2 separate regions of the Homo sapiens genome follow, and region 2 is linked to region 1. A link is an interaction called in ENCODE POLR2A ChIA-PET data of the cell type or tissue named here. Cell type or tissue: Panc1. All regions are shown on one strand.

Region 1 (2,500 bases):
GGCACTGGCTGAGACCAATTATTATTTTAGAGAGACAGTTAACAGCTGCCTGACCATCACCTGATGGTTGCTGACATTCCTGGTGTGGTGGCTGAGTGGGGACTAGCTACCTACTGTAACAGGGGGAGGCAGTTTTGTGGGACTGAGCCCTTAACCTGTGAGATCTGATGTCAAATTGAGTTAAATTCTAGGACATCCAGTTGGTGTCCACAGAGAGTTGGTAAATTGGTTGGTGTGGGAAAAACCCACGTATCTGTTGTCAGAGTGAAGTATTGAGAGCGGTGTGAATGTAGAAGGAAAACCAATCTGTTTTTCCTTATTTAGATATGTCGTCTTGAGAGGAGGAAATGAGAGGTGGAAGGACAGGTAGAAGCTTCTTCTCAATCCTTCCAAGAAGCCTGAAGTCTCCCTGAGTACACAGACAGAAAGTCAGGGACAGAAAAGAGGAGTTTCCACTTAATCTTTCAATCCTGGTTTCCTTATCTGTAAACTGGAAGTAATAAGACTAACTGTCTCTTGGTATAGTTGAGAGGATTACAAGGATAATATTCTTATTTTCCCAGGTGGCCTAAAGACACCATCAGCTGTATTGGATTTAGAGCCTCTTCTTGTGAAAATTGCTAGTATTTCCAGTCCTTCAGTTCTTTCTTCTACACCTGGCAGTGTCCTGGGGGTGGAGTGAGGTGGCTCACGTTTCTCTGGATGGGAATTAAAGCTTTTCTGTGGCTGCCACTGTGGGCAGCCATCACTTGACACTCAGTGACTGTGACACTTCTGATGATGTTAAACTTGCAACTGTGACAGAAATAGAGGATGATTTTCTTCTCCCAGCCTGCTTGGTCCTAGAGATATAGCTTGATCACTAGATACCAGGAGAATGGTCTGCCTCTTTTCCTTCATATGATACTCTCTTCTCCTAAAGAAACTTTAAGATATACCCTCTGGGCTGAGGTCAAAGAAGGTTTGTACAGTACCACTCAGTGTAGTATTTACATCATTCTCCCAACTCAGAGTGAAATCCACCCATTTCAACTCCTCCTTTTCTGGGATGAAAGTCTTGACTTCAGTGGGATATCCCCCAGGGGCTGAGAACAGTTTTTGTCCTGCTTAGCTCAAGAATCTCCATCCTGGTGTCAGTTCCATTGCATCACCCAGTAACTATTCCTCCAAGATCTGATTTCAGTCCTCAACTCCCCCAATTCCTTCTCCCAGGAATAATGGTAGATTCTCAGCCCATATTCCTGTGGCTGGGCTCTGCCCTGGGACTGCAGAGTGCCCCTGTAGGATCGACCTTGCAAATCAACCTTGGATCTGGTAGCTAAGCCCAATAATCAATTAAAATGCAGACCTGTGGGTATTTGGGAAGAATCTACTACAATCTGGGTTTTTCCTTTCTTTGAATTTTCATGGAAACCTGGCTCCAGTCGGGCTGCTTGAGGATCTGTCAGAGACTAGCTTCAGGACTTCAGGCAACCCATGTACTCTTTCTGAACCTAAGTTTAAGGGATCAATTAGCATAGAGGCAGGACAATTCTGTCAAATCAAATTGTCAGTTAAAAATTCCTGCTGAGAGTTCTTTGAAGTCCCTGGAAGTGGAATCTATCCTAGTCGGAGGGGTCACCAACTTCTATCAGGAGGGTAGGACAGTGGATAGTTAAGCTTGCAGATTCTGAGCTAGACTGCCTTGGTTGTAACTCTAGACAACCATTATTAGATGTGTGATCTTGGGCAATGCATAATTATTCTGCAATTTACTTCCTTTTCTGTAAAGTGGAGATGATAATAAGAGTATCTACAGCTCCCAGGGTTGTTGGTTGAAGTAAAGCATTTAGAATGGTATGTGACATGCAACAAACCTTCAAAAAATGTTAGCAGCTTCTAATATTATCGGTTCAGCCACAGGAAATACAGGGCAAAGATCATTGGAAATATGATATAACACCAACTCTTCTTCAACTGTATCATATAGAGTGTATTTTTTGGGGGAAGCATGTAAGTTTCTCTTCCTTATGATATTGTGAATAACAATAGTAATAATAGTGATAATGATAGCTAACATTTATTGAGTTCGTGCTGCGTTCCATCATTGGGCTAAGTACCTGGCATGAATTGATTATTTAACTTATGACATTCCTGTTAGGTAGTATTATTATTAGCTCAGTGTAATCTGCAGCAACTCATACTGTTCTTAAGTGGCAGAGCTTGGACACAAACTCAGGTTTGTCTGAAGCCAAAACTTACGCTCTTATCTCGGTCTAACAGTTATAACCCCAAACCCTCACTAGCACAGAGGGAGAGCAGGTACTGTTGGGGCAAAGTATGGGTCAAGAAACAGGCAGTCCTGGATGTAAAAAGCCAAAATGCAGCAAAGGCACACAGAAACCAAAGCATCATCTCAATTTCAGCATGTTCAGACTTGTCACCATCTAGGGCTAAGGAGCTATCTCATGGTAACTGGTTTTGTTCAAGTTTACAACTCTCACCAAAGTCTCGTTTGTAG
Region 2 (2,500 bases), 230 kb before region 1:
GAGGTTCCCAGGAGTTGGTGGCAGTTGACTGTGGTTATTAGTAGGAAGATCTTAGGTCTCTAAGTTAGACAACCAGGTCCTGACCCTGGACAAGCCACATGTACTCTCTGAGCTTCAGTTGCTCATTTCTAAAATACTGGTTAGAAAGCCTCCCTCCCAGGGTTCTCGTAAGGATCAAATGGTCCATGCTGGAATAATGCCTGGTAGGTAGTTACCATTTAACAGCACACACAGCGACAAAATATCTCATTAGGTTTGAGGGTATGACAATTTTACTCTGTAGGCTTTCTATCAATAAGGGATCGAGGCATCTCTTGGCCACCCTCCTTGAATATCACCTCCCTTCAGCTCACATGGGTGTGAGAGGTTAACTATCCTCTTTCCTCTCCTCATTTGCCCAGGAACAAATCTCTGTGAGGCCATAGGGAAGGAAGTGGGCTCTGAGGTATTATCTAAAAAGAACCAAATTAACTGCTCACCCTAAGCCATCTCCCCGACTGGCTTCCACGGTGCCCAAGATCACCATTAGGTAGACTTCTCCGGCTTGAGGCAGTGGGCATGGCCTAGAGGCAAGAGCTCTGGATTATTCCCAAAGGGTAAAGTCTGAAATCAATCTTGGCTCTGGAAGAGGCTTGGACAGAACCTCTCAAATCATTTCCTTTGCCTGGAGGAGCCAATGTGCTCTTTCCCCAAAGCTGAGAGAAATCACAGGCGTGGGAAGGCCCCTGGCCCATATGGTGTCAGTTGAGTGTGACTGGGCTTGGCTGCAGGATCACTGCACCTCACTCAGGAACAGTCTTCCACTCAGGTATGGCCAATTTCTGCCCTATAGGACTCTTCCCAAGTACTGCCAGATCTTTTGATTTTTTTAAGATAAGGACAAACATCTGGATTTAAAAACAAAATAACCTCCCAAGTTTTAAATGTTAACAAATTCTTCCCTTTCCTTCCAGATTCTTTCTAGTTATCCCCTCTTCTGGGGAGTCTTCCCTTATCCCCCAGCCACCACTGTGCCCACACACCCTCTGCCTTGCTCCATCATTGCACCTCATCACCTTGTAGGACCTCTCATGGGCTGCTTACCTGCCCATCACTCAGGTTTGTCCATGAGTTATGTGAGGGCAGCCTCCTGGCCTGACTTATTCGGTGTCCTTGGGCCTAGCGCAGGGCCTGGAAAGTAGAGGTGCCCAATACACATCTGTAGAATGAATCAATCATCTATGACTGATGAAGAGCTAACCAAAGAGCCAAAGCAGGAAGATATTCTGTTATGATGGGGAGCTTGCAAACTTAAAAACCAAGCTGGTCAAAAAAATAACAACAATCCCTGAAGCTGACTAGACTTGAGGCTGTAGGTGTCAAACTGTTTGTATGTGAGTGATCTCATTTCTGTCTCATTCCCTGGGCAGCTCCTCTGCCATCCTTGCATATTACAATTTTTTTTTTTTTTGAGACGGGGTCTTGCTTTGTCACCCAGGCTGGAATGCAGAGGAGCAATCACGTCTCACTGCAGCGTCAACCTCCTGGGCTCAAGCAATCCTCCCACCTCAGCCTCCTGAATAGCTGGGACTACAGCACACATCACCATGCCTGGCTAATTATTGTGTTTTTTGTAGAGATGAGGTTTTGTCATAATTGCCCAGGCCGGTCTCAAATTCCTGGCCTCAAGAGATCCACCCGCCTTGGCCTCCCAATGGGTTGGGATTGCGGGTGTGAGCCACTGTACCCGGCCACCCTGGCATATTCCTAAATGGAAATGGATTATACATTATACTCTGTAGTGACTTTACCCATGTATAAAGACAAGAAAAAGAAACAGGATACAAGTTTATACCAATTATTAGGGTGGTCAGGATATTGATGAAGTTCTTTCCATAAAAAAATGCATTACTGTTATGACCATTAATAATTTGTTTAGTTGGAAATGATTTTGATATTGGAAAAATGCCAAAAGGTACAGAGAATATCAGAACAAACATCCACGTACTCACTGCCTTGAATTGCTGTTAACATTTTATTTTACTTGCTTCAACTATTTTTACACCCCTGAAATTTAAAAATTTGAAGATAAAGTTGAAGTCCTCTTTTCCTGTCTTTCTCAGTCTACTCCTCTCTCCTTCCTCTCTCTACCTTACCTACCTTACACACCACATGCACCTGTGACATGCATATAATATGTGGGTTTCCTTCCCCTCTTTTACACTTGACAATGTCATTTCAAACAATAGATAAAGTGAGAAAACAAAATAATTTTACTTCTTAAACCAAATTCCTGTCCTGTTAGATGCCGGAATGAGGGGCCTAAAATCTCAGTTTTAGGGACTAGAATTTTCCAGTAGGCATCGCTAGCAAGAGAGTATTCCTTGCCGGGTAGTGTTATATATGTTAATTGGGATTACCCATGTTGAGTACTACCAAAGAAACGACAAACTTATTTAAAGTTTATAATAACATAGTCCCCTTTAAGTACATAATCTCATGTAATCTTTCCGGAAGCCCA

Evidence for each region. ChIA-PET counts read pairs that join two places held together with the same protein. Peaks named below come from ENCODE experiments on the same cell type or tissue, not always from the same donor. Only the 100,000 strongest peaks of a DNase experiment are listed, where the experiment ranks them.
Region 2: POLR2A ChIA-PET joins it to region 1 with 6 read pairs; 2 of 35 experiments call an interaction of 5 or more read pairs at or near these places.

Annotation. Positions count from the first base shown.
Region 1 is chr12:105,955,479-105,957,978 of GRCh38, reverse strand. No RefSeq gene overlaps it. Among named protein-coding and RNA genes, the nearest start is that of NUAK1, 180 kb to the left of the region's middle. RefSeq lists an enhancer at 1,913-2,500. In Panc1, no CTCF peak of the experiment used is centred here; no DNase peak of the experiment used is centred here; H3K27ac peaks cover 600 bases.
Region 2 is chr12:106,182,004-106,184,503 of GRCh38, reverse strand. No RefSeq gene overlaps it. Among named protein-coding and RNA genes, the nearest start is that of NUAK1, 44 kb to the right of the region's middle. In Panc1, no CTCF peak of the experiment used is centred here; no DNase peak of the experiment used is centred here.